Linked DNA regions of Homo sapiens: region 2 is linked to region 1. Evidence: chromatin loops called from intact Hi-C (ENCODE). Cell type or tissue: heart right ventricle. All regions are shown on one strand. Each heading gives the region's core, and the rest is flanking DNA. Links, peaks and the distances in the headings are about the cores only.

Region 1 (15,363 bases), core at 4,537-12,536:
GATCCCTGTGCCCTTTTGAGCCTCAATTCGGACAACATTGACATCACACCTTCAAAAAGATTTGTGAATATTCATAAACCACCTAGTGTCTGCAACCAAGCCCACATTAAGGAAGTACCCCTGAGTTATACAAAACATTTCTAAATCAATAAGGGGGCAGCTGTGTTTAACTGAATAACAGAGCTAAGAAAAAAATTTACATCAATTTATAACCAAAAGGTAAAGCCTTACACAAAGGAGTCCAAAAGTGTTTTCATTTGGACTGATGAAGATTCTGAAATCACTCTGTCCAAGAATACAAAATACAACCTAAAATGACTGAAGGCAAATCAGATTTATCACTGTCTAACTTCTTCCCAATTAATAATCAATAAGTATAAAGATTTAGAGAAAAAGGATAGAGTTAATTATTTAGTAAGCCATGAAACAATCGCTGTGAACTTGTGTTCTGAAGATTAACTGGCTGTTCAGTTTTTCTTTTCTCAGTTTCCTGTGATTTCTAATATTGTTTCACATATGGTTAAGATGAATGCTACAATTAATCGGCTGGTGTGCTCAACTGCTTTTGTTAAGAGGACAGCTGGTTCACATGCAAAATGCTAATGAGACAAATTAGACCATTTTGGTTTGCTGATGAACGAACAGCAAGACCTATAGTTAAGTCTCCAGCTGTACTTGGTTTTCTAGTAATGGTAAAGGTTAACCTAAATGAGGATAATATTTTATTTGATTAGTGTTGGATCTTTTCAAAACATTTTTTTCATTGTCCTAAACTACAGAATACACAGCAGCAAAATTCTCCAAACAGCAAAATCACAGGTTCTTATGAAGCATGAGTGCTACAAGGGTTTTAGAATTAATGGCAGAAGTGAGGCATAAGAGCAAAGAAGCTCAGCCTGACCTAAGATGATATTTGAATTCACCTAGAAAGTACAGAACTTCCATTAATGTCAGTTAGCCAAAGACTTTTTAAGTAAATAAAAACCTTCCTATAACCTCAATTTTTCATATTCGTTCACTGATTTTTCTTTCAATTCATATTGAAAAGACCATTTTTAATAAGTAAACATCAAATAAAGGCAAGGGACAAGAACAAAAACATCAATCATTGTATGGAGACATATTGTTTAGTATCTCTAAATTCTAGTACCCTGGTATTTCTAAAGCAAGAATGTCACAATGTAGATTTCTGACTTGATGCCACAGAAGTACCTCCAGGCTTCTGGGTATTCCCTGTTATTAGAGGGCAATACAATTGGGCACAGATGGAAGGGAAGGAAGGTGCATTGATTGCAGATCCCACATAATTTGGCCCACACAGAATCTGAGAAAAAAATCAACCAGGAAGCGAAACGATAATGCTAATTCTAGGTAATGGCACTGACTTTGTAAAAATGATACGCTTAGCTCTTCTTCATCAGCATCATGGAGGCTTGGAACAGAAAGCAGAAAAATAACAATGGCATTCTTCATATCTTAGCAAATAAAATCATATTTGGAAGGACTAAGTAAGATCAGCAGGCTTCCTCGTGTACCTAACAATATTTTTAACTTGCAGCCAAAACTGAAGCTTGGCATTGTAAAGGCAGGTATGGAGATTTCATAATTTGGCCCAAAGTTTGTTTTTTACTAAAGAAAAAAGGTGAGGTAGACAAAAAACCACTGAGAGAGAGAGAGAGAGTGTGTGTGTGTATGTGTGTGTGTGAGAGAGAGTGTGTATGTGTGTGTGAGTGTGTTTTGAAGAAAGTAGGTCTATGGGGTCTCCCAATGTTGCCCATGCTGGTCTCCAACCCCTGGGCTCAAGTGATCTGCCCACCACAGCCTCCCAAAGTGCTGGGATTACAGGCATGAGCCACCACGCCCAGCCACTATAAGAATTTGACCAACAATGAAGACATCGATGTCTTCCTGGAACTAGGAAAAGAAAAATAATAGGCCAGGCAAAGTGGCTGACGCCTGTAATAACAGCACTTTAGAAAGCCAAGATGGGCAGATCACTTGAGCCCAGTAGTTCAAGACCAGCCTGGGCAACATGGCAAAAACCCGTCTCTACAAAAAATACAAAAATTAGCAGAGCACAGTGGCACACGCCTGCCTGTAATCCTAGCTGCCTAGGAAGCCAAGGTTGCAGTGAGCCGAGATTGCTCCACCGCACTCCAGCCTGGGCAATAGAGCGAGATCCTGTCTTGAAAAGTAAGATATCTGAGGGAGAAAATAAACAGGGTCTTCCAATGCCAAGCAGTTTTTCCAAACTTCTCGAAAATTGCATAGCAGCTCTCAGAAGAGTCAGATGGATCCACTTGTATCACCTCATCTGAAACACCTATCTCTTTGTGTGCTGCAATGCATATAAATCATTATGTGATAAAACAAGTTTAAATAAAGCTGCCACAATCAATTCTCATTAGCAAACCATATTTAATTAAGTATACATTTAGGCTGCTGAGGGCAGTTTTAAAATACCTGCACTTTCCCATGCTTAATGTTTATGCACAATCATTTTTAATCAGACAAATTTAATTATCTTATTACAACTGCTTTCTGAAGAGAGATACTCACCAACTGCACCCCACGGGAAAGAGGAATCGGTCACAGACTCCAGACAATATATTACATTCATTATCAAAATAAATCCCAGAGCATCTATGGAGAACTCGTTCCGGCACGATGTCCCATGTTAAAATAGGATAAAATTCACTTCTTTGCTCAGTAACCTCCCTCTTCTTCTTCGTTAATACAATTCTAACTGCTCGTCAACAGGATAACTCTATATTCTGAACTTTCTAGCTTTACTTGAATTGTTTTTAACATCCCCCGACACCAAAAAAGAAAAAAAAAAAAAAACCCAGCCTCTTCTTTCTGCAGCTGCTGAATGCCACAAATAGCTTCTTGTATAATTCGACTTAGAATGCACCCCAAACTAGATGTGTTCAATGGCAACGTGAATGCTTCATTCAGAGAGAAACAAAATGTGTAGAATGTCCTAAAAACATCACAGTGGCAAAGGGGATCATTAAGAAGTCTTGGGGCAGACGACCGCTTTCAGCCCTTGCCTGCAAATTCTTCTCAGGTCTATGCACATGGCGAGAGAAAGGTTTCAGAAGATTCCCACAGTGATCAAAGGAGGAATCGCTAATTCCCCTCAGCCTGCCCTGTCTAGATGGGGTTTTCCCCGGTGTTACCTCCCTTCTCCACAACTAATGTGTTTCTTCCTCCTGGTTTCCTAATAAAATGCACCTACCCTCAATCTGTTCGTGCTCTGCCATCAGTTACCCAGACCTAAACTAACATGTTCATTTAAAATTCGTACTTGATGTGCTATGTGTTCTACACATGGCAGACACCCCCTCTGATATTTCTGGAAGCTCCTGGAGGGCCAGAGCCAACTCCATGCCCTTCACTTTGCACAGTGCCAACCTCGGTGCCATGCAAAACCAGCTGTTGTGAAAATGGATACAATGGGACAACAGGTAACATTCATAGAAATGGGTTGGGAAGGAAAAGAGCCTGGCGAACTTTAAAGCATTCTTGTCACATAGTGCCATAATTTTCTAACCTTTATGAAAATTTTCCTTAAGAAACGCCTTGCAAATACTAAACAAAAATGTCCACACATTTATGAATAAACCTAACATTTATTCATGAATGTAAGTAACTTTTTTTTTTCTTTTTCCAGAGACAGGGACTCACTCTGTCACCCAGGCTAGAGTGCAGATCCCAGTTCACCACAGTCTCCAACTCCTGTGCTCAAGCAATCCTCCCCTGCTTCGGCCTCCCAAGTAGCTGGGATGAGTAACTTTTTGAAAAGTTTCCCTGTGTGTTGAAATTGGATTTTATTTTCTTGAATACCAGATATTTTGGCAATCAAATGATTACAGGGGCTGGTGGGTAAAGGAAGAAGCAAGAGTTATCTTAGTTGCTGTGTAAAGAGACAGAGGGCCAGTGGATTGGCCTTTTACCCACTCTCTTCCCATCATCCTTCGGGTCTCAGATTAATTTGCCATTTCTTCAAGGTCTGAATTGGACTCTATTTAGACCTCCCATTGTTCACTTTCATCGAAACCTATACTTTTCTTCTATATCACTACTACTTGTAGTGATTTGTTCAATGACTAATTTGTTTAATCTCCCACTAAACACATGATCTGGACCATGATACAGAGGCCATGGCTCACTGAACCTACAGCAACAAGGTGCCCAGTGCCAGGTTTGATACACTGTGGGCATGCAATTCATATTATTTTATTAAATGAATGAATTTAATACAGCAGGAAAAGAAATAGTTTACATTACCAACTCTAAAGACTTTATTCTTGGCCAGGCGTGGTGGCTCACGCCTGTAATCTCAGCACTTTGGGAGGCCAAGGCGGGCGGATCACCTGAGGTCAGGAGTTCGAGACCAGCCTGACCGACATGGTGAAACCCTGTCTCTACTAAAAATAACAAAAATTAGCCGGGCGTGGTGGTGAGCACCTGTAGTGCCAGGTACTCAGGAGGCTGAGGCAGAAGAATTGCTTGAACCCGGGAGGAGGGGGTTGCAGTGAGCCGAGATCACGCCACTGCACTCCAGCCTGGGTGACAGAGCAAGACTCCATCTCAAAACAAACAAACAAACAAACAAACAAAACAAACTTTATTCTTAGGATGTTAAAAAAAATACAGTAGTTCTCCCTTATCCACAAGGAATACACTCTAAGACTTCCAGTGGATGCCTAAAACCACAGATGGTACCAAACCCTACATATGCTACATTTATTCCTACACATACATATCCACGATAAAGTTTCATTTATAAATTAGGCACAGTAAGAGATTAACAATAATAAAACAGAACAATGACAACAGTATACTATAGTAAAAGTTATGTGGATGTGGTCTCCCTCTCTCTTTTTCTCTCTCTCAAAATATCTTATTGTGGCCAGGCATGGTGGCTCACTCCTGCAATCTCAGCACTTTAGGAGGCCGAGGCAGGTGGATGGCTTGAGCCTAGGAGTTCAAGACCAGCCTGGGGAACATAGGGAGACTCTGTCTCTACAAAAAATAAAAAATACAAATCAGCCAGATGTAGTGGCTCACACCTGTGGTTCCAGCTACTCGGGAGGCTGAAGTGGGAGGATAGCTTGAGCCCAGAAGTTCGAGGCTGCAGTGAGCTGTGGTCACACCACGGCATTCCAGCCTGGGCGACAACACAAGACCCTGTCTCACACAGCAACAACAACAAAAATCTTATTGTACTGAATTCACCCTTCTTCTGAGGACGTAAGATTAAAAAAAAAAAGTGTCTACATGATGAGATACCACGACAGATCTGATAACTGTGACTGACGGGCAGGCAGTGTCTACAGTGTGGATCAGCTGACCACATCCTGGGCAGGATGGGGCAGGAGGGTGAGAGAGTTCACCACACTTCTCAGAACAGCACACAATTCAAAACTTATGTATTATTATTTCTAAAATTTTCTACTTAATATTTTCAGATCTCAGTTGACCATGGGTAACTGAAACCACGAGAAGCAAAAACTGAGGCTAACAGGAGACCGCTGTAAAATATCTGCAGCCACTAAGATTGGCAGGGAGCTTTTAACTGGAGACAAAAGTTCATTCACAGAAATCAGTTCATTCATCTTCAGCCTCATCTCATTCATTAAGGACTCAACACACCAAACAATACTCTAGGCACCAGAGACATCAAAACAAAGACAACTTTCTCTTATGAAGCCTTCTCTGACTTTTTAGTCTTTCGCATCCTCTCCCCAGGAGGGTGGATTTTTCACTTATTTATGGCTTATCCGCTCCATAATTGTGCTCATTTGTCTTCCCTGCTAGGAGCTGTGCTCCTGGAGGACAGGAACTGGGCCATATTGGCTTTGGAGATGCCAGTAAGTTAGTTGATCAAATGATGCAATAAAGAAATAAACTATCTATTTCTTGTCCATCAGGCATTCTATTGGACGGAAGAAGACAGAATTCAATAAAATGGGAATAAGGTACATTTTAAATTAGGAAGTGCATAACTCTAACGGCTGGAAGTTAATAGTATCGGGGAAAACTTGACGTAGCAGGTGACATGTGAGCTAGGCCTGGATGGGTAGGTAAACGTTTGCTAGAGGAAAACAGATATGAAACACATTCCAACTCAACAAGAGGGCATAAAGAAGACAGTGAATCGTCTGGAGTTGGGAATACTGAGTGTGTGTGTCATGAAGGCGCACGCCGTCTCTCACAGTCCCAGGCAAGTCACCTCCTTGTCCAGTGCACCACAATGAGAGGCTGGGAGTTGGAAACCACATTTCCCAGACTCTTTGACACAGGGGCCTCAGCAGCCGGCCTAGCATTTGCAAAGCAGATGCACATGACTGATGATACAAGTCCTCATTTCCATGCTCCTGCGGCTTCGGCTGTTTCTGCTGCTAAGTCTGACTGTTGAGGTAACTGAAGTCTCAGTGTGCCATCCCTACTTTCATGGAGGTGGGAAGCAAGGCATGTAGTGATCATTTTGCTGGTAAGGTACACAGCTGAGGGAGTGTGGGCGTGGAGTCAAAACCTGGGTGCCAGCTTTGACTGCGGCAGAGATAACAGCTCCTTTGGCCAGCTGAGAGAGCTATGCCTGGGTGTTCAGCTTGGGCCTATTCCTAAAGGTTTTTCCAATGATCATGTAGATACCATATACTCTATTTTAAATCCCCGTCTGCTTACAATGTTGTCTGCAACTGAACGTGCCTGAGACCATCTGCTGGCCTGCTGGGATGACAAAGTGGGGTTTGTGGCAATGGCTGTGGGAGATATGGCTAGAAAAGTTAAGTCATCACTGGTGTCAAGCCAAAGACCTTAGAACTCTCAGTTAGCAATGGTTGAACATCAAAGTTGTTTTGTTGTTGTTGTTGTTGTTGTTGTTAATTTGGGAAAATAGGCAATTCGTGTTTTTGTTTGTTTGAGACAAGGTCTAGCTCTCTTGACCAGGCTGGAGTGCAGTGGTGTGATCTTGGCTCATTGCAACCCCTACCTCCTGGGCTCAAGTCATCCTCCCACCTCAACCTCCCAAGTAGTTGGGACTACAAGTGCATGCCACCATGCCCGGTTAATCTTTGTATTTTTTTTAGAGACAGGGTTTCACCATGTTGCCCAGGGTGGTCTCAAACTCCTGAGCTCAAGCAATCCTCGTGCCTCAGCCTCCCAAAGTGCTGGGATTACAGGCGCGAGCCACTGCATCCAGGCAACATGAAAGTTTCCATGCAAAATAGTCTTCTGTGTTTTAGAAAAACGTTAGAGACATAGAAAACTAAATTTTAAAAATAGACAAAATGTTTAAATCCAAGGTGAACTATAATGTTGATGAGAAAGGGATGGAAGTAAACAGTCTATCTTCTGCACAATGATTTCCCCCATGCCTACTCTTTGGCTGTATCATAACACTTTCTGCCTCTCTTAAGTGTGTTACCTAGTCCAAGACGACACCAACAGTCCAGGAGGTAGGATACTGTCACATTCTGACTCTACTTAGCCTCTGTTCTCACCAGACTCTCTGATTTCATGTTGTTGGAGAATTCTGGATGAATATTTCAGTTCCTGATTATTGCCTGCATTGTCAGACTGATTTTTTTCTACAAGTAGGGTTTGCAGAAACTGGATGGTCATGATTAAAGCCCATGAATGGAAAGTAACAATGACATAAAAAGCTTTCTCTGTATTCATTTTTTAAATGCTGAGTTTTCCCCAATTTTAGTTATATACAGTTCTGAAGTATCACATACATTCTGATAAAGAACATGTAAGATCTAACCACTATCAGTATTTAGGGAAAGAACATCAGATTACTGAAACAAGACAGCCAGTGCCTTGTTAAAGCAGATATGAAAGCAATGTCTGAGCACTTAGAGGCAAACAATAGAATCCAGTTTCATCATATTAATTAAGCAAATCCTATTTATTAAGAGATATTAAGGAGTTCTCAGAATCTCCAGGAGGGCCAGAGGATAAGTTTACCTGCCAATCAGCCAGGACTGTAACAGTGAAACACTGCTGCTGTTGCCACCTGCTGGTCATCACAGAGCATGCGCAAGTGTGGATGCCTACACTTGTGGAGCCACTGAAGCAGCTCCCAGAGCAGGTCAGTGCTGCTGGGCTTGCCAGTAGATCCAGACAACCTACTCAGCTACTGCCTAACATCCCTCAGTTTGTCATCCACATCCAATGAGTGGGTCAGGGTGGCACAGCCTAGGTCACATACCTGTACTGTAGCTGCAAGGGAGTCTGGGAAGCGAACGTTGTTAGTTCTGTGGCTGGTTAGGGGAGGAAGTCAGGTCAGATGGTGGGGAGGGGCAGTAGGGAGTGGGACAGGACTGGAGTGAGAAACTGCTGCAAGATTTCTGGACAAGTTCTTCAGTAAGAACAATTACTAATATAGGTTCCAAAGTCACCTGAGATTTGTGGTCTCTTATTTCAGTTTTGCTTCAAATCCAGAAATACAGTTATTTATTAATACATCTGAACTTCCTGAATCAGAAACTGAAGAGTGTCAGAGAACTCTTTGACTCAAATTGTATCAGTGGCCCACAAGAATTCACCCAGTAGCATTTAACAGTGTCACCTGCTAAGTCTATCAACTCAACACAGTCCAGGTTTGGTTTCTTTCCATGGACTCTCTTTCTGGAGAGCTTTAAAAAATTACAGCAGGTTTTTTTTTTTTTCAAGAGATGCACAAATTCACATTATATAAGAAAAATAATAGAAGTGAGGGTAGAACGTCCACAGGAATGATTTTTTTTTTTTTTTTTTTAGAAAAACCCAGAGCATTTCATGGGTTGTTGCAATCTCACTTCAGAAATTAACAAGTTAAATTAACTCACTCTTCCAGCTAGCCTATATAATTAAAGTTGGAAAAAAACAAAAACAAAACTAGAAATGTTTATGTTTGGCTTTAATTCTTCACTACATACTACGTTCTAATGGGGAAGACAGTAAGAAATCCAAGCACTGACATAGTAACTTCAATAGAACATTCTAGAATGCCACTGAAGGCCAGGCGCAGTAGCTCACGCCTGTAATCCCAGCACTTTAGGAGGCCAAGGCCAGCAGATCGCCTGAGGTCAGGAGTTCAAGACCAGCCTGGCCAACGTGGTGAAACCCCGTCTCTACCAAAAACACAAAAATTAGCTGGGTGTGGTGGTGCATGCCTGTAATCCCAGCTACTCGGGAGGCTGAGGCAGGAGAATCACTTGAACCGGGGAGGCGGAGGATGCAGTGAGCCAAGATCGCACCACTGCGCTCCAGCCTGGGTGACAGAGCAAGACACTGTCTCAAAAATAAATGAATAAATAAATAAATAAATAAATACATACATACATACATAATAAAATGCCACTTTAGAATAAAACACTCCACAGCTAACCATCTAATGGGAAAATATAACTTTTCTGAGCACCACTGCGTAAATAAGCCTCCTCTGAATGACACAGAAAAAAAAAAGCCTTACCATGTGTATAGTAACAACTAACAACTTCAATAGTATTTTTTTCAAAGCATAATTTAGTAGTAGAAATTTAAAAGAAAGTGAATCTTCAAAAAAAAATCTGCTCTGTCACCCAATTTTCCTTTTGATAAAGCAATGACCTTAAAAAAATGTGTTATCAAAAACAAATGGAATTTTTATGTCTCTCATAACTCAAAAATATTTACTTCTTCATAAACACCCAAATATTGTAATAAAAGCATTAAATATTAACATTCTTGTCTTTTTTTTTAAACCAGAGAAATATCTTAGATGAAGAAAGTAATTTGCTACCATCACAATACATGAATAATTTAATATGCAAGGCTGGAATGACATTTGCACAAGATTTTTTTCCCATTGTCCATGATACATCAACCCTGTGAGAAAATCAACAGAGGAGTGGGAAAATCTTGTGAAAAATTTTTACAAACAAGCACAGTGTCTGCAGGTTGCTGTCTGGTGCTAGTTTCTTCTTGCACTTCAGAAAGGATACATCTTCACACATACTTAGGCATCTCTAGCAAGGTAGCTGGAGAAAGATCTAGAACACTTACATGGGCAGTATTTCCCATTCCCTCCATTTCAGTATTCAGATAGAGTTGATTGGCAACTGTTTGTTCCATATTTATATTACTGAAATACTCTTTGTTTTAAAAATACATATTTGAGAGCCATCCCTTAAAAAGTTGATAAAGATGAAGACTAGTTGATCAAAAATTTTCCTACTCCCTCTCAACCTTTTTCACGTTTTATACTTTCCCAGCTGCCTTCAATCCTTTCTGAAACAAGGGGAATACAGGGTTTTTCCCATAACCGTTGGCATTCAGTATACAATTCATTATTGCCCAAATCCAATTGTTATGTGTTCTTTAAGGTTAGTGACAAAGAATAATAACAATAATAACATAATAAGGCAAAACAGATTGTTTTAAAAGAATAAAATATAAATCTACACAGTCTTGGCATATAAAATCATACCAAAATAAATATCAATAACTAACCAATAAAATTTCAAAATTGGACACAGTTCTCCCAACACTGAGTGCTGGAATACGCTGCCTAGTTTAATTCTTTTTTTTTTTTTTTTTTTTTTTTTTTGAGATGGAGTCCCGCTCTGTCACCAGGCTGGAGTGCAGTGGTGCGATCTTGGCTCACTGCAACCTCTGCCTCCCGGGTTCAAGCAATTCTCCTGCCCTCCACCTTCCAAGTAGCTGGGACTACAGGCATGTGCCACCACACCCAGCTAATTTTTGTATTTTTAGTAGAGATGGGGTTTCACCATGTTGGCCAGGCTGGTCTTAAACTCCTGACCTCAGGCAATCTGCCCTCCTCGGCCTCCCAAAGTGCTGAGATTACAGACGTGAGCCACTGCGCCCAGCAGTTTAATTCTTTTTACACTTGTATATAACCTTGACCAAGTTAATCTCCCTCTGCTGGTAAAAATGAGAATATTTCTCAGAAATATTTTCCAAATATTTTACCACAGATACTGCCTATGACAGAGCCTGAAAGAACAACTGATTTCTACTTTTTGTGACAAACACATGGGCTTCAACCAGATCTCTTTGGCCACTGTGTGGAGAACAGATTGTGCATGGACAAGTAAAAGTAGGAAGCTACTGTGATCAACTAGGAAAGAAATATGGTGGCTTGAACCCCTGTTAGAAATGAGACAAATGGGTGGATTGGATATAATTTGGAGGTAGATCAGTGTGAAAGTTATCAGTATCAAAATGGAGCCACTAATGTCAAACCCAAAAAACTGAAGCCGAGAGACCATGAAGGTGGGGCCCTCATACAGGTATGCCTATAATGGGAGCTATGCAAGGGATTCCTCAAAACCACAGTATTCCAGATAAACTTTCTGCACAAGTGCACACCTATCAGGTGTGATTGTCTCCACCAATTAGCTAATGCCAACATCTACAACAAGTCCCTGTAACCAATAGTATTCGTTTCAAAACAGCTTAGGTGGACTTTTCCTTTTTGTCTTTAAAAGCCTCCCCCAGGCCAGGCGTGGTGGCTCACATCTGTAATCCCAGAAGTTCAAGACCAGCCTGGGCAACATAGTGAGACCCCCATCTCTACAAAAATAAAAATAAAAAAATTCACTGGGACTGATTGTGCACACCTGTGGTCTCAGCTACTTAAGAGGTTGAAGCGGGAAGACCCCTTGAGCCCAGAAGGTTGAGGCTGCAGTGAGCCATGATCACGCCACTGCCCTCCAGCCTGGGCAGCAAAGTGAGACCCTGCCTCAAACAAAACAAAACAGCTACCCCCTGCCTCACCCCCCTGGAATATGCCTATGGTTTGACATAGCATGAGTATTCTGGATTGCAATCCCCTGCTATTCCCAAATAAATTCTTTGCTTTGGAAGAGTTGGTCTCTGTCACACATTTTAGGTTGGCACTGGAAAGGATTAGATGTGGGACAGAAGAAAGAGGAATCAAAGAGGATTAGAGTTTTTTGCTGAAGGTGCCTAAGTGCAGGCTGGTGGTGCTATTTATTGGGGAGGAGAACCCGGAGGAAACAGTGGCTAGAAGATAATTAGATGGGCAAAGTGGAACACCTCATATGGGCATGGGGTCTGCATCATAACAGAGGTCAGGGCGGGAGATTTTAAAAACTTTAAAATTAGCCTATAAAAAGATACTTAAAGCCACTTAAAGAGAACATCAAGGGAAAGAGGGCAGGAAGAGAAAAGAGGAAGACTCTTGGTCAGAAAGAAGAGGAGGAGCCTTGGAGGAGGCCCAGAAGTGCAGCCAATGACTTCAGGAAATCCAACAGAGGAAACTGTTTCAGCTCCCTAGAATATGCTAGTAAGTACGGCAAAGTCAGAAAAGTGAGCATTGCGTCTGGCCACGTGGAAACCGTGAACACCCTGGAGAACAATCCTGTGATACTGTGGAGCCAGAAATCCAGAGTCAGATGCACTGAAGAGGAGGTGAGAAAGCAGATCAGATGCAGACTTTTTTATTATTAAATTTTGCTCTGAAGATAAATAGAAAAATGGATGGCCCCTGAAGGACATGTGAAGTCAAGAAAGTAACTTCAAAAATGGAAATCCATCACTGTAACTTCCTTGTTCAAAGAATGTTTGGAGCCTGGGCAACATAGCAAAACCCGTATCTACAAAAATATAAAATTTAGGCCAGTTGTGGTGGCTCACGCCTGTAATCCCAGCACTTTGGGAGGCCAAGGCGGATGGATCACCTAAGGTCAGCAGTTCAAGACCAGCCTGGTCAACATGGTGAAACCCCATCTCTACTAAAAATACAAAAATTACTGAGCCGTGGTGGCAAGCACCTGTAATCCCTGTAATCAGGAGGCTGAGGCAGGAGAATCACTTGAACCCGGGAGGCGGAGGTTGCAGTGAGCCGAGATCACGCCATTACACTCCAGCCTGAGTGACAAGAGTGAAACTCCATCTCAAATAAAATAAAATAAAATAATTTACTCAGGTGTGGTGGCGCACATGTGGTTTCAGCTACTCAGAAGGCTGAGCTAGGAAGATCACTTGGGCCCAGGCGGCTGAGGCTGCAGTGAGCCGTGATTGTGCCACTGCACTCCAGCCTGCTGACAGAGCAAGATCCTGTCTGAAAAAAAAAAAGTTTACTTTCTCTTTGAGCTCTCTTAATTTGTTTGAGTCTATGGTGCACTGAAAATGAAAAGCCTTTTTAGATTTACATAACAAAACAAGATTTAACAATCTGGGTTAATGAATGACAATAATCTTCAGGCGGAAAGGCTAGGAATTATTTCCTGAATGAATGAGTTTCATTAATAAAATAAAAGGAAGGGTCTCTGTCCCCCCACCCCCACCCTTTCATGATCTCTCTGTATAACATTCTGTAGTCTACCATCAACTAACTGGCTTGGTGCAGATTCCAGAACATTCCTGGAAGGAATCACTCATCTGGGCAGAATATACCCACTAAGGTCCTTAGGGAAAGTCAGGCCAATAAAGTTTTGCGGCACACCAAGTATTTTCTGTATTTATGAGAAAAAAAATTAATGGTGGGGCAGGGGAATGGTGGGGACAGAAGGGGAGCCAGAGAAGGCAGTGAATTAAAGAGAGTTTTTAAATTTTGTTTTTATTTTATTTTATTATGTTTTAGAAATAGGGTCTCACTCTGTCACCTAGGCTGCAGTGTAGTGGTGAGATCATAGCTCACTATAGCCTCGAACTCCTGGGCTCAAGTGATCCTCCTGCTTCAGCCTTCCAAGTAGCTGGGACTACAAGTGCGAGCCACCACCCAGCTAACTGTTTAAACTTTTTGTCGAGACAGGGTCTCGCTACGTTGCCCAGGCTGGTCTCAAACTCCTGGACTCAAGCCATCTTCCCGCTTTGGCGTCCCAAAGTGCTGGGATTACAGGCATGAGCCACCACACCCAGCCTAGAGATGTTTTAAAGAGGAAAAAAAAAAAAAAAAAAAAAAAAACAGAGCTAAAAGCTCCAGGAATAGAAGACAGGAGACTGACACAGGGGAATTCTTGGTTGGTTTTACTGACATGAAATGATTATGAATTTGAAGTACTGAAGAAGATGAGTCATTTGGGATGTGACATCTCCTTTGAATGGGAAAGCCCAAATCCTATGCCATAGGTCCATGCTGTAGGTCTAGCCTGCAGCCAAATGGCAAGATTGCTTGTGTCATAAAAACATAGAATAGTCTTTAGGGAAACAAAATAAAAATAATAGCAAAAAGTTAATTGTGCTTACTCCAGGCTGGGAATTTTATGTGAATGATCTCATTGAACTCACATTACAGACCTGAGATGTGTGAGCTGTGATTATGCCCATTTTTGGAGTTGAGGAAATGAAGACTGAGTAGGAAGCTAAGTAATTTCCAAAGGCCTTAAGCTTGCCAAGTGGTGGGGTGGGAATTCAAGCCAGGTCTGGGACCCTGAAGGTTCCCTCCTATTTACCTCTGAAGAATGAGCACTTACCTGAGTAAATCAAGAAGCAAGCCCCACACAGGCTCACACAAAACAGGGGTACTGAAAGCTAAAATTAAGCCTGGTGTTAAGCAGACTTTTCATTGGGTACAGAAAAGAGCACAAATTATGTATGCAGCTCAACGAATTGCCACAAAGTGAACGCCCATGTAACCAGCACCCAGATCAAGATAGAGATCATTACCAGCTCCCAAGACCTCCTGTTCATGCCCTCCTTGCAGCCACTAGCCCCATCCCCACACATAACCATTACCCTAATAAAATCACCATAGATTAGTTTTGCCTGCTTTTGAACTTTATATGGTTGGAATCACACTCTTCTGTGTTTGTGAGATTCATCTATGTGGTTGTGTGTAGCAGTAACATGTTTATTCTTATTGGTATGGTAAAAGATTACTTATCTGTTGTATTATTAATGGACATTTAGTGTTTTTTTTTCCAGTTTGGGGCTTTTAGGAATAGTGCACTATGAACATTCTCATGCATGTCATTTGGTAAACATTAAGTATCTCGTTATGGTGGGTATAATCCCAGAAGGGGAATTTGCTGGGTCAGAGTGTGTGCATAGTCAGCTTCAGGAGATATTGCCAAAAAGTTTCCCAAATAGGAAACACTAGTAGAGTGATTTAAAGGTTTTCTTCCCTAGCAAATGGGCACACAAAAAAATATTGAAGGATCTCATAAAACGTTACCAGAAGCCCATTCTTAAACATCAGAAATAAATTTAAAAGAATACTTAAAAATCATCTGAATGACGGGAGCCCTGCTTGCCAAAGGTTTGTGTAATAAAAGCTAAAGAAAAATTTGGCTGAAAGGATCTTGAAAGGATATGTGTAAGTGGCAAATGGGCGGCTACGAACCATGATGGAGACAGAGCAGCTTTGGCCCACCATGGACATTTCTAGTCCTCACC
Region 2 (15,363 bases), core at 4,801-12,800, 54 kb after region 1:
TATCAATCCAATGGCCAGTATCATTAAATACAATAGATCGAATTTGTAGGCTTACAGCATATCTATAAAACAAACATTCATTTATTCAATAAATAAATTGTACCTGCTACTGGTATGCATGTATGATGAATAGGTATTATCCCATTTTACAGTGTGGAGGAGAGAGTGAGGAGGAAGCACAAGGAGGCAATGGGGTAAGGGAAGCAGCATGTATAGGGCTTAAGAGAGCATTGTTAAGGCTTAGCTATTCAACTCCCTGGAGAAGGAGAGCACCTGAGGGGTTTCAAGCAGTGAAGTTACACGTGACTCATGTTTGAGGTTTAACAGGATCACTGAGGCTGCTAGGTTAAGATCAGACCAATTGGTGGGGAGGGGAGCGGTGTGTACAAAGGTGAAAGCAGGGAAACCAGTTAAGAAAAGATTGCATTAGCACAATGGAGCTTCTCCTTATCAGGCTTGGCATCGTTAATTCCATATCTCTGTTCACTAAAGCCAACTTTACTAATTGGTCAAAACAGCCCTGATCAAATTTTTTTTTTATCCAAAGAGCTTGATACATGCATAGTTTGTGTGAAGCAACAGAAAACACCAAAAGTATGCCATCGAAATTATGTTTCCACAAACAGAACCCTCTCTTTTATTACACTCAAAAAAGTCCAGAGTTGAGAGCACTGGGAATAAGCATACAGTGCTACCTATAACTTGGACTTCTGAATGGTCTTCTGTCCTCTCTTGCTGTCTCCACTCTTGTTCCCCTTTGATCCATCCTTGTTCCCCTTTGATCCATCCTTGTTCCCCTTTGATCCATCACTGTTTTTAGAGTGATCTTCCCAAAACAGGGATTACAGGCAGTGGCTCAAGCCAAGCCTGTAATCCGAGCACTTTGGGAAGCCGAGGCAGGTGGATCACTTGAGGCCAGGAGTTCAAGACCAACCTGGCCAACATGGTGAAACCCGTCTCTACTAAAAATACAAAAACTGGCCAGACTAAGCCAAATTCAGAAAGTATTTGCTTAGCACATTAGCCTGTGCACAAAGCACCATTTAATCGAGTCCCAGATGTGTTAAGTTTACCCATTCAGCAACCATTTATTGAGCACTTAGCCTTGGGGATAAAAAAAAAAAAAATAAGATTGAGTCTCCATCCTAAAACAGGTCACGGCTAGTTCAAGACACAGACAAGTAAACAAGTAAGCATAAGCCAGTGTATGATAAACACGATTAGAGAGGAATGAAGAAGGCAGAGAAATAACATAGAGACAAGAGCCATCAGCTCTGCCTGAGGATGTTAGAGAAGACTTCACAGAGTTTTAAAGCGAGTCTAGAAGGATAAGTAGGAGGTCAACAGGCAGGGGAGGCGACTCGAGCACCCTGGCACAGGGAATAAGAGGGAACGGGAGGTGCCAGTTTCTGGAGTTGTGAAAAAGCAATGAGTCTGTATGCTAGTTCTGCAGGGGAGAGGACGGAGGCAGATCCCGTAAAGTTTCACGCCATGTAAAGTGATGTAAGCTCCATTCTGTAGGCAATGGGGAGCTACAGAAAGGTGATCCAGTTGTTTTTGTGGGTTTTTCTGTTTCTTGTTTTTCTGAGACAGAGTCTTGCTCTGTCACCCAGGCTGGAGTGAAGTGGTGAGATCTCGGCTCACTGCAACCTCCGCCTCCTGGGTTCAAGCGATTCTCCTGCCTCAGCCTCCCAAGTAGCTGGGATTACAGGTATGCCGCACTAAACCCGAGTAATTTTTGTATTTTTAGTAGAGACAGGGTTTCACCATGTTGGCCAGGCTGGTCATGAACCCCTGAGTTCAAATGTTCCTCCCACCTCGGCCTCCCCAGGTGCTGGGATTATAGGCTTGAGCCACTGGTCCCAGCTGGTTTTTGTATCTTAGGAAGATCACTCTGGAGACAGTGTAGACTCATGGATGGATCAAAGGGGAACAAGAGTGGAGAAAGCAAGAGAGGACAGAAGATCATTTAGAAGTCCAAGTAAGAGCTGATGAGGGCCTACGCTCTATGAGGACGGACATCTAGGTGCAAATACAGCAGACCTTTAGGAGATTAAACTGAAGTATTTGATAGAAAATACTGTAGTTTTCAAAAAAAACTCTAGGCTGGGCATGGTGGCTCAGGCTTATAATCCCAGCATTTTGGGAGGCCAAGGCAGGAGGATCACTTGAGGCCAGATGTTCAAGATCAGCCTGAGCAAAAGAGAGAGACCCCATCTCTACAAAAATAAAATAAAATAAAATAAAATAAAAAATTAGAAAGGCATGGTACCCTGTGCCTGTAGTCCTAGCTACTCAGGAGGCTGAGCGGGGAGGATCCCTTGAGCCTGGGAGTTCAAGGTTACAGGGAGCTATGATTGTGCCATTGCACTCCAGCCTGGGCAACAAAGCAAGACCCTGTTTCTAAAAAAAAAAAAAGCAAACAAACAAACCCCTCTAATTTGACAGAACATGTTATAGTTAAACCAAAACACCCTGAAATTACATGGAAATATATTTTATAATAATTGCATGAGACATAAAAATTAACCCTAGATAACATGCAGGATCTTTTAAAATTATTAAAAACAAACTGTTGGCCAGGCGTGGTGGCTCACGCTTGTAATCCCAACACTTTGGGAGGCTGAGGTGGGCGGATCACCTGAGGTCAGGAGTTCAAGACCAGCCTGGCCAACATGGTGAAACCCCGTCTCTACTAAAAATATAAAAATTAGCCGGGCGTGGTGGCGGGTGCCTGTAATCCCAGCTACCCAGGAGGCTGAGGCAGGAGAATAACTAGAACCCGGGAGGCAGAAGCTGCAGTGAGCCAAGATTGTGCCACTGCACTCCAGCCTGGGCGACAGAGCAAGACTCTGTCTCAAAATCAATCAATCAATCAATCAATCAATCAATAAAAAGTAAACTGTTCATAAAGATCAGTTTCAAAGAAGGTTTCCATAACTTAGCAAAGACATTTTAATGGAAAAGAACATAGGTTACTCACTTCCAAACTCAAGCCCTGACAATAAGTTGCTTCTTTTTATCACTCTTAAGATACTTTTCATAATTTAAAAAAAAACCATATTTTTCATAATTTAAATGCCTCTTCTCAAAACAAATGCACAAAGTTTTTAAACTAAAAAAGGAAGGATACTAGATAAAATATCATTTAAATCGAACTTCAACAATTTAATTTGCAAATAAAGACATATTAAAATGAACAAGGCAGTGAGACAACAGAGTCCCAACTTCAGAAGAAAAAATAATAATAATCAAAGGTCAATAAAGGGCAGTCTCAATGGACCAGAGAAAACATTAAGTGGCACTCACTGTGTGTCTCTTTCACAGAATGTCAACTTCAGTAGGAAGTAAGAGCAAAACCATGACATTCACTGATCTCTTTTGTTAAGACACGAAGGTAAACTTCCTTTGGCTATTTTTCCGATATATGTAGTAACCATCAGAATAAATAAAACTTACTGATCTTGTTTCACTCTTAAATTTGTGATGCTACTTGACAATATTTGTCAATATTTCTTAGGTTTTCTTAATGCCAGAAGGAAGCTATTTTTTTTTTTGGAGGATTTTTGTTTGGTTTGAGACCTAGTCTTTATGTTTGTTTGGTTTTGAGACCTAGTCTCGCTGTGTTACCCAGGCTGGAATGCAGTGGTGTGATCTCGGCTCACTGCAGACTCGACCTCCCAGGCTCAAGCGATCCTCCCACCTCAGCCTCCTGAGTAGCTGGAACTATAGGCACACACCACCACACTTGACTACTTTTTCTATTTTTTTGTAGAGACAAGGTTTCGTCGTGTTCCCCAGGCTGGTCTTGAACTCCTGGGCTCAAGTGTTATGCCCACTTCGGCCTCCGAAAATGTTGGGATAACAAGCATGAGCCACCACGCCTGGCCCAGGAAGCTATTCCTAAGTCCCACCAATTTAAGGATTTTATTATCAGAAATAGATCACAGCTATTTACATGGAAACAGGATCTTGACTTTTGACCTAGCTGCTTTTGGTTTTTCATGTCATTTTTCTCCACTGTAATATCTGGTCATTAGTAATCTAATTATGTGCAAGGATCCTGCTTTCTGCAACTATTTTATTAGGAGAAAAACTGGGATGAAATTACTTTAAATAGATCCAACTCCCACACTCAAAAATTGATTATCTAGTATATGGATTATTCATTACCCTTGATGCCTAGTATGGTCATTCTCTGGCCATTTTTGTAGTGGCTGAGAAGGGAGGACACTGACATTCAAATGATTCAAAGCTGGTAACATTACTAGTCTGTACGATAAAGTCCAGAAGGAAAGGATGAAACATTGTTCAAAGCAAGGCTTTGCATGTCAATTACCTTCTCTATCTGCTGACCTGCCAATACCAGGATCATCAATCACGCTTCTGCCCAGCTAAATGGAGAGCTGGGGATACAACAAAACAAGCTCTGCTCAATGAGAAGACGGACACCCCATATGATTCCACCTCTTTTAGTTTTATTTGAGTGAGCAAGAAAGGGAAAGCACAGAATAAATACTACTAGTCATTAGTTTTCCTCAAGGACCTTCCACAGTGCTGGAAAAGCAGCAGGCACTCATTAAATCTTGTTCAGTTAAATGCTAACAGTTAGAAGACCATGCAAAACATGAAAATGTTCCAGATAAAGTTCCTTTATGCGGACCTTCTCATCTAGGTCATCGTGTTGCACTTTTTCACAATTATCCTACATTTTCTCTTTAACCCCCCTGCTTTAGATGTCTTATTTGCTTCTCCATTTAAGCATGAACTCCATGACTTCAGGGCCTGAGTGCTATCTTTCTTTGTATCCTGCACATAGTATTCAGTAATGATTCCACCAATAAATGCTCTCACAACTTCACGTGAAAAGTTACATATTGTCTTATCTACCACTGCATTCCACTTTTTTACTATAAAGAAGACACTGATTCACACCCTTGATTTGTATGGCTAATTAAGTCAAAACATCATCTACTACTGTAGTGGGTCATATCATACTAGGAATATAAGAATTGATCATTGCTGTTACCCAGTTCATTCTTACCTCTCTGAGTATAAACGGGGATGGGATTCAAGAGAATTTTGAAACTTGTAGTGTGCTGTCAAACACACATACAAAAGAAAACATACAGATGCTTACTGGTGGCTGCTTTGGACCTATCAATATGTATCTTGTAATTACTTTTTAAGCTGAGGAACAGTAGTCTAATCAGAAAATGCATACTAGTAGCTTCTAATCGTATAAAAAGATTCTCAAAAGAAAAAGAAAATCAAGCACTATAATTTTATCCCTAGTTTCTTGACATTAAATCATAAAGCTATGGGTTTGTTGTACTGAAAGATACCCATAAGGGTAACCACTTAAAAACTTTATTTTGATGTTCCTGATAACAATCCAGCATAGAAATTCCCTATTAAAAGACCTTCTGTTTCAGAAATTGAATGTGTGTCATACAACACACTATCCACACTGATGGTAGGAGCTCAGCAGGCTAATGGTGCAAAGCATACCTGGAGACAGCGGGCAGGGAACAGGCAAGCAGTGTGGCCTGGCAGCAGCTGCTGGAGGGGAGGGAGAACGCCAGGAGCTGCAGAACCGGACCCCCGCCAACCAGAGATCCCACAGGGGGACAACTGATGCGAGGCTAGCTTGTTAAGCTACAGTTGCCCTACATCTAGCTGTCACTGCATGATGGTTGTGTGTATATGTGTGTGTGTGTGTGTGTGTGTGTGAGAGAGAGAGAGAGAAAGAGAGCGAGAGAGAAAAAGAGAGAGAGCGAGAGAGTGGGGAGGAGGGAGAGTTTTTGGCAATCTGTGTAAATCAAAAAATGTTAATGTAAGTTAGGGGGGTTGCGGAATAAACTGAAAGAAAGGTGGATTAGGCTGTGTGTGATTTGGGCAGAGAGATATAAAAGATGCTACACATTCCCATCAGACCAATGTGTCTCCCAGTGCATATTTATTTGCAACCAAATCCTAACGTGGCCATTGGGCATTCTTAGCATTGACTGATAATCCTTGCTAGAGTTTCAGCCTATTTGATGCTTCTAAGAAAAAACTTCATTTCTGCATATTTTTTCTTGAAGACTTTTCCTCTTTTGATCTGCTCACATAAACAAATGTCACTTCTGTATTTCTCCAAAGGAAGGAATTGTGTGGAATAAAGATCAACTGTTATAACATTCCCCTGAGACAAGATGTCAAAGTTGGAAGCCAATTTTCTTTTGTAAGTCAAATGCGAAAACAGAATATAATGCCATGAATTTTGATGTATAAGCAGCTTTTTAAGGATTCTTTCTGACACCGTATGTCAAAAATCATATTATTCATGCCCAATTATTTAAAAAAAAAAACACATAAACTTACACCCTGTATTATGCTTCCATTTATCTTCATGAAGCTACTGTATCCCCTATTCCGTTAAGGGATAAAGGGCACAATCTTTTGTATCGCTACGTAAGCAAGTCCTCCCTTCACAAGTTGCCCCTGTCCTTTACAATGACTTCTTTATTTTCCACAAGTCACATGTACAGTATTTGCTTTATTTCCCAACTAAAACTAATACACACAAATTCAGTCTCTGTTCCTTTAATGCTAATTCAGATGAAGCATCTACAGTAGAAATCCTACAGCCTCATGCTCACATGTATACAGTCGTTAACAGAGACTTGACAGTGGTTGACTTAAAGTCAAACAAGTCCTACAAAGCAACCTTTGGCAAAGCCCAAAGGAATCAAAACTATACCCTCCTGCGACCACAGCACTACTGAATCCACCCTCCAAACATTTTTGTTTCAAACATTACAACCCAATCATTTACCAAAACCACAGCTTATTCCTGATTTAGAAAAGTAAAGTTCACGGACTTACTAAACTATACAACTCCAGCCAGAAAGCACAAATGCCTTTTCTAAGCCTGGCAATCACACAGCATTTGAACTGAAAACCCACATTTTTAAGCTCAGAATCAGTGGCTCATTGTTGATCACCTTGTTGATACAATAAACAACTGATATCTTCAAAGATTATTAGCTAGTCCCTCTTGTGCCATAGTTTAACAGACAAGAACAAATAGTTTACACACACATTCACTCTGAAGAAGGGCTGCATTAATGCTCAGCCTGTGCGACATAATTACTATACTCATAAGCACATATTTAACTTAGTTGATTCTCTCACGTTTCAGTAGTTTTGCTTTCCAAAGCAGGGGGAAGCACAGGTCCCTGAAAGACTCCAGCAAGGTTTCTTTTGGCATGGGGAAGAATGTGATAAACATGGAAAACACAATCACGCGGAAGGTCTGGACTTGATTCCTTTGTGATACTTAAATAGCACTCCCCTACTGGGCTTTGCCCACTGCACCGAATGGAGAAACCATTTTAGAGCTTAACAATTCAGTCCCTACACACACTAAGAGGAAGAATTCAGAAAATCTAAATATAAAATAGGGGTGTGTTAAGAAATATCGAACTGTTTCCCTCTCTCCCAGCAGGACTGGTATTTTTTTTCATCTTGGAGGCAAAACATGTTAATCCTGAGAACAGAGCCAATGTCAGTCTGAAAAGAAACTTGATAGAAATCTAAAAACTCTGGTTAAAAGAAGGAAAGGAGAAAGAAAAAAAAAATCCAGAAACTCCTTGGGACCAACATATCAGTGTTAAGCCCCTTGCGTGTTCATTTTCCTTGATGTCACAGCCCAACACTGGTTTAATTCAAGCATTCATGTAATTCCTCAATCTTAGAAGAAGGATGCAAGAAGACTATGTACGATTCCCGAAGTTTTCTCAGTGCAGTTTCACAAGAGTTCCACGTTCTAGCCCCAGATTGCTATAAGGGCAGAAGATTCTCTCTAGCTAGGGTGGTGGGTGGTTTATCATTGAACTTTTCACAAGTCACATGAGCATGTGGCTCTGATGGAGGGAGGGAGGCTGCCGAGAACAAATAACAGCTACTTTATCTTTCTTTGAATGATACAAGATACAAGCTCAAGCTGAGGAAGAGCATTTTTATTTTAGACATGTAAACAAATGACGCCGAATTCCAATACAAAAACAAACATTTCAAAAGAAACTCCTAATGGGGGCAAAAATCATGAAGGGGGAGTGATAGAAACAAAGAATTCTACATAACAAACTTTTTCAAATGTTTAAATTTTTTAAAAATCGAGTCACCTTTTCTGGGCTGGGCTCTGTATATCCAGTTTTCGTCATCCACTTCCACCTGCTGCCCACAAACCGAGAGCTCTCCATCACTGCGAAACAGCCTCTTTGTCTGCCTGGACAAGGAGGAGAAATTTATCCAACTTACAGCACGTGAGAGAGAACCTGTATTCGGCTGGAGTCTGAAGGAACCTGAAGAGCCTTCCTTTTTCATCTTCTTTTCAAAATCAACTAGAGACAAAGAACAGCCCAGCAAACAAAACGCTGGGTTTTTTGCGTTGGCCCAGGTCCTCTCCACGAGCCTGCTGTTTCCCTCTTAGACAACGCTGACAGTCAGGCACCGCATTATCCAAAAAGACGGCTTCTGTGTCACCCAATTAAAAAGAAAGGGAAAAGGAGGGGTTAAGAAAGAAAAGAAAAATGTTTTACCCTAGCCACATTGTGGACTCCGTTTCTAGATCCGCGATATCCACGGCCAAAAAATAATAAACAAATAAAAGTATAATTTAAAAAATGAAGCAGCGTGTTCATTTCAGGAGTACTTGTCAGGACTTTGCAAAACACAAAGCCAAGGCACCCCGACTCTTTGGCGTGTCCCTAGCATCCCAAATTGTAATCCTACTCCTCTCCTGGGCATCTTTCCCCACCAGGGCAGAAAGCCAGCTGCCCTGGTGAAGTAACTCCTCACCCTAGAGAAAAAGAGTCAGGGTCAAGCCAGGCACCCAGTTTACAGTTCACCCACACGGTTACTTGGGAGAAATCAAAGAGCTCAGCTCACTCGCCCCAGCACAGGGCAGAATCATAAACCGCCCACTTGCTCTCCTTCCCGTCTGTGAAGCGCTCGTTCAGAGCCGCAGGACTCCGCAAACAATAAAACCGGCTGCGTGGCTATTGCCTGGATTACAGAGCAAGCACTCCTGCGAAAGACGATAGGCTTTCCCGACACCAAAGGCACCTCATTGGAGACAGAAAACCCCGCCTCTCCACAGTCAATACTTCAGTGGCAGCTCAAACTTCTGAACTTTAGCGCAGCTAGGGGTATGCAAGTCTGTGCAGAATACAGACTTCTGGGCATAAAGAAAAAGAACTTGATTATGAATTATCAAACCATACTTCTGAAACTACAATTTTGAGAAGGGGCTTAATACAGTAGATAGATAGATAGATAGATAGATAGATAGATAGATAGATACATCCAACATTCCTAGATGGATTTAGGAATGTCCATCATTTAAGGAAGTATATTTCCAAAGAGAATATAACGGACCCGGCTATTCACTCCCAGCTTCCAACAAAGGTGAAACGCAGCCATCATTGTACCTGTTACTGTCACTCCTGCCTGTCACCAGCAGCCAGAGTGTGGGGCTGGATCCTCCTCTGCCGTATCACTGGGAGCCCCTGGGGGTTATTCCTCTCCAACCTTGAATGATCATCCTATCACAAAGAGTCATCAGAGAGCTACGCTAGTGGCACTTAGCTGCAGGCTCTAGCCCTGAGCCTCCTCTGCAAACTATCTAGAGCCACAGCTTGCAATGCATTTGGGTGTAGCATTTCACCCAAGGCTAACTTACTACAATTCCACGGTCCTAGGGGTGTTAAAAGTCCCTGCAACTTTCCATCATAGAGACTTGGGTCGGCATCTCCTTCTCCCAAGCGTTATTTGGGGTAAGGCAAATAAGCAACGAGTAGAGAACTAGGTCTGTAGCACTTTGCTTTACTCAGCATCGATCAGATACATTAAAATTAACAAACTGCAATAGAAAATAAACTGATTAAAAATTTTAAAACCAGAATTTTGCATCATACATCTACTCCAATTCACTGAGATTTTAAGAAGAAGGCTCTACAAGCTTACTGGGACAGGAACACTTGTAGAAGATAGTCAGAAGTTCTACAAAGTGTTACTAAGATAGGCAGTTCATATTACACCATGTAAATAATGACAGAGAACAGGTATTACTAAGGCAGAAGCTACAAAGCAGCCTCAGTTTAAAAGCTAAAAGAGTCCTTGAGATCACGTAGTTTAAACTCCATGATTTTCAGATAGGAAAACTCAGGCCCAGAGAAAGTATGTTCATACCCAATGTCACACAGAGAAGTCAGTAATGAGGACCAGGCTGCAGCCGACACCACTTGGATCAGAGATTCACACACTTACCAGGGATGCTTGCTACATCACCAAGTGCTCTGGGCCTGTTTCAGTTATTAATTGCAATAATATCTCCACTTTGACTACCATTATTTTATTTTCTTTTTTTTGAGACAGAGTCTCACTCTGTCGCCCAGGCTGGAGTGCAGTGGCATGATGCAAGCTCTGCCTCCCGGGTTCACACCATTCTCCTGACTCAGCCTCCCGAGTAGCTGGGACCACAGGCGCCTGCCACCACGCCTGGCTAATTTTGTTTTTGTATTTTTAGTAGAGACAGGGTTTCACCGTGTTAGCCAGGATGGTCTCGATCCCCTGACTTTGTGATCCGCCTGCCTTGGCCTCCCAAGGTGCTGGGATTACAGGCGTGAGCCACCGCACCCAGATGACTACCATTATAAAGGCAAAGTTAAAATAGTTGTGCATAACACCAGTGGCTAACATCAAACATCCACTCTCTTCTTTCTGAGTAGAAAACACTTTTTGAGAGTCTCAAAATATAAAAGGAAAAGTAAAAAAAGACCATCTCACCAGAGAAATCCATTAATGCCCCAAATGCTGTTTGCCATTTCACTGGTTCACGAGACCCCCGCCACACATCTGTGCACACTCAAAGGAGCCATGGAACCCAAACAATGAACACAATTCTCTTCTCCCTACTCTCTACATCCTGCAGCTGCATTTTTAATTTAAAAATATCTGGCTGGGCACGGTGGCTTACGTCTGTAATCCCAGCACTTTGGGAGGCCAAGGTAGATGAATCGTTTGAGCTTAGGAGTTCAAGCTCGGCCTGGGAAACATGGCAAAACTCTGTGTCTACAAATAATGCAAAAAAAAAAAAAAAGAAAAGAAAAAAAGTTAAGTCAGGCATGGTGGTACTTGCCTGTGGTCCCAGCTACTCAGGAGGCTGAGGTGGGAGGATCGCTTGAGCCCAGGAAATCGAGGCTTCAGTGAGCTGTGGTTGCACCACTGCACTCCAGCCTGGGCAATAGAGTGAGACCCTATCTCAAAAGAAATAAATAAAAATAAAAAATTATATATATGCTTAAACCTTGTGTGTTCTTCTTTTTTTGGAGACGGAGTTTCCCTCTTGTTGCCCAGGCTGGAGTGCAATGGCGCAATCTCAGCTCATCACAACCTCTGCCTCTCGGGTTCAAGTGATTCTCCTCCCTCAGCCTCCCGAGTAGCTAGGATTACAGGCATATGCCACCACACCCAGCTAATTTTGTATTTTTAGTAGAGACGGGGTTTCTCCATGTTGGTCAGGCTGGTCTCGAACTCCCAACCTCAGGTGATCTGTCTGCCTCGGCCTCCCAAAGTGCTGGGATTACAGACATGAGCCACCGTGCCTGGTCCAAGTGCTATTTTTTATTTACCAGAAGTGCTGTTGAGCGCTTTCCTCAACTCCCCCTCCATGGAATGTGCATACACACAGCAGCAAAGGTGAATTGGTATCATTAGTAACTGGCGTGTTTTCCTCCAGGGCCCCCAACCCTGTACACTTCAAGGAAAGGGTTAACAGGAGAAGCTAAAGGAACATTTCCTGCCAAGCAGCCAAAATGATAACTAGTCCATTCAGGGACTAGACTCATGACTCTCCGTCAAAGTAAGTGCCCACGTCTGCCAGATTTCCAGAAACTGTGCACCCACAAATCATAAGACCTAGGGATACGTTTGTATAATAACCAATTCTCTGTCTACTGGCTAGTCCATATTTCTGTTATATTGGGCCTTGATTATTAAATCTTCATTTATCTAAGAAAGTCAAATAAATTAACTACTTTTACAACTGGATCAGAGTTCCTGTTGATCAAGAGAATATAATGGTTTAAATCAGCTTTGTAGGTAATAATTAGATCTTAACTATGCATATTAGATATATACTCTAATTAGCTTAGAACATCCTAAGTGGGCTTCTTAAGAAGCTACTATATTCACTCAAGCTATATTTGTTTAGCAACCACGATGAACCCCACATTTTAGTTATGTGGATTATCAACCCAAGAGCCATACAAATCAGCCCCTCCTGGCAGCAGGGCCAAGGCTACTTTGTGCCAAAAGCTTCCTGTATATTATTGCTAACCTTCACAATAACCCTGCCGTGGAAAAATCCCTACATTTATTTATTTATTTATTTATTTATTTATTTATTTATTTATTTATTTTGAGGCAGAGTCTCACTCTGTCACTCAGGCCAGAGCGCAGTGGCGCGATCTTGTCTCATTGCAACCTTCGCCTCCCGGGTTTAAGCGATTCTCTTTCCTCAGCCTCCCAAGTAGCTGGAACTACAGGCGCGCATCTCCACGCCTGGCTAATTTTTGTATTTTTAGCAGAGACAGGGTTTTGCCATGTTGGCCAGTCTGATCTCAAACTCCTGATGTCAGGTGATCTGCCCGCCTCAGCCTCCCAAAGTGCTGGGATTACAAGCATGACCCACCGCTCCCCGCCTGCAAATCCTACTTTTACAGTAATTGGTTTTTAAAAAAAATAACTTCAGCTATAATCTTCAAAGTAATGAAAACATCTTAACGTAGCTATTTTTCTCCAAGAAAACCTACATTAGACTGCCTTGTCCCCATGTGAGACAGACGTGCTGAACAGATTTTATCTGCCTTCCTTACCGTGCTGGGCTGCCCCCTCCCCTCTCACTGTCAGGCTGTCAAATTCGAACTTCTGCTGTCATCACATGTGCCAATAACTGCTCCCTTCCTACCACTTTGCCACTGCTGAGCTTCAGGCCTTAGGAATCACATAAACAGGCTTGTTTAAATTACATGTTTAATGGGAGTTAATGAGGGCTCACGGAATAAAAGGCAGAGCCTCTGTGGAAGGGCTTTGTCGCAGCTGCCTTTGGCCAGCACCCCCCTCCTTCACCAGCGGGACGGAAGCCCCAGGGTTGAAATGGCTGAAATGGCTGGAGGAGCAGACCCTGCATAATGACCCCCAGGTGGATCTTTACACCATGTTTATGATCAATTGCATCTTTTATACTTAGTTCTCCACATTTGAGGGTCACTTACCCATCACTGCTGACAAAGGGACAAGAAATTACTCTATATTACTCTATATATTTCAGAAATGATTTACATAATACATTAAGGAAAATTTAACTATAAAAACTGGAGGCACCAGAATAAATTACTAGAGGAAGTTCTAGAATCATCTCCTTTGGGAATTCCTAAGTCAAATGCCCATGAATTTGGAAAGATTTATCTATGCTTCTACCAAGAGTCAAAGGAATAGACTGAATATATTTGGAAGGTTCTTGCCATAAGACACAATATTTTATGTTTCAGCATATACTGGCATCCTGAAAAAGGAGTTTATCATAAATGAAAGTTGGAGACTTAATAAAAAGTGTTAAAGAGGACAGGATATAGGATTAGACAAACCTTTCAACGCAACCAGGCATGTAATTGCTCTACTCGCCATCTGTGTAAAATGCCAGCCAAAAATAGGAACTAATTTCAAGTGCCATCAGTTTTTTGGCCTCACAGGCCACAAATGAGCACTGTGACTTTTCATTTCCATGTGTAGCTTGCCTGCCCTGTCAAACCTAGCAAAGAGAACAAGAGAGGCAGCACCCTGAAGTTAGAAATCAATGGGAAAACACGGCTGGATTGCAAGCGCCGCTGGGGTTGGCTGGTTTGGCTGGGAGTGAGGTGCATAAACAGAAGGCATGTGAAAAGAGACAAAGGTGCAAAGAGAACCACATAGAGCACAGAAGAGGACTACTCTCAATGGTGTCACGTTCTGAAGTGGCCCTGCCTGGGCTGGGAGCAGTGAAGTGTGCCTCTCATCAGATTACCACATGAATCACCCAGACAACCCACAGGGACCTTTAGCTTAGGACAGCGTACAGTAGGTTTTCCAACTGTCATCTCCTGTGAATAATTTAAGAGTACACTTAAATGGAAATCTTTCTATGAGGTAATTTGTACACACGAATAATGAAAGCTTATCTCAATATCAAAAGTAAATACTTTGAGCCAGATATTTATAATTAAAAAAACAAAACAACCAAACGGTATTACCCCCAGGACCACAGCAAACACATTCCCCATAGTACATTAAATCCTTCTTCCTTTATCCACCTTTCCACCCACCAAGGAATGAAACAAGTGATTGTACTCTAGAAAGAAGTCATGGAAGGCAAAACGCAGCTAATTACCTAATCAGCGCCGGCCCCGTTTTCAGGTTGCCCTCAACTACCACTGCTTTAAAACTTAAAAGAAGGAAAAGCACTGACTTCTCATTAAACCCTGGCTTTAAAAGCCACAGTGCCTTCAACGGAATTAATAGTGTTGTTCCCCTCAAAGGGAAAGACTCAACACAAACATTTATGCATATGTATCACCACCAGCCCAACTCCCACCTTTCAAAGTCTTCATGCCTGAAAAGGGCGAACAGATCTGACATCCTAAGCCTTAGCTGCACTGTCCCCATGGGATCACTTGATACAGAAGCAATATGGCAGATTATTGCTCTCAGTCCCCTAAGGTGCAAGGGGACAAAGGATGTCGCTGGTAAAGAAGCCGCCACTGACACAGAACATGGACGTCAGAGGCTTGGTAAGCAGTACATAACCAAAAATGCAACATCTGTACCAACTTTCACCAAGAAAATGTCCCCAACCTAAGGAGTTCAGATTACAAGAAATCCTAAAACAGCATCAACTTTGAGATTCTTCTAATATAAGAAGACCAAGGGCAAACTTATTCTGAGATCAAAATAAAATTCCAAATAAATAACTTTTTTAAAAATCATGACTTCCTTTGTTCTTGATACCTTTCCTGTAGCCTCTCCAGTGATCACTGTGGTTATTATTTTTTTTAATCTACTCAACCAGTTTTTCTTTTTTTTTGTAAATTGTATTAAGCACTTAAAATCATAGGAGATCTTATTGAAATGCAGAGTGTGATTCAGGTCTGGGGAAGGGACTGCAATTCTGAACTCCTAGAAGCGCCCAAGTGATGCTAGTGCACAGACTGTATTTAAGTTAGCACAGTGCTAGACTATAATGCCCCTGAGGCCAGGAAGCTCATCTGTCATCTTCCT

The links. Hi-C counts contacts between places; a loop is a spot of excess contacts. Peaks named below come from ENCODE experiments on the same cell type or tissue, not always from the same donor. Only the 100,000 strongest peaks of a DNase experiment are listed, where the experiment ranks them.
Region 2: a loop joins it to region 1, with 4 times the contacts of the local background. A loop is called at or near these places in 10 of 110 quality-filtered maps.

What each region holds. Positions count from the first base shown.
Region 1 is chr6:138,509,720-138,525,082 of GRCh38, forward strand. It overlaps a transcript of NHSL1 not described here. Among named protein-coding and RNA genes, the nearest start is that of NHSL1, 18 kb to the left of the region's middle. RefSeq lists an enhancer at 8,297-8,466. In heart right ventricle, for the core only: CTCF peaks have their summits at 8,058 (motif pointing left) and 10,922 (motif pointing left); a DNase peak (open chromatin) is centred at 8,097; H3K27ac peaks cover 217 bases.
Region 2 is chr6:138,563,539-138,578,901 of GRCh38, forward strand. It overlaps a transcript of NHSL1 not described here. Among named protein-coding and RNA genes, the nearest start is that of NHSL1, 72 kb to the left of the region's middle. RefSeq lists enhancers at 8,609-9,365, 13,144-13,644. In heart right ventricle, for the core only: no CTCF peak of the experiment used is centred there; a DNase peak (open chromatin) is centred at 8,953; H3K4me3 peaks cover 3,225 bases; H3K27ac peaks cover 2,924 bases.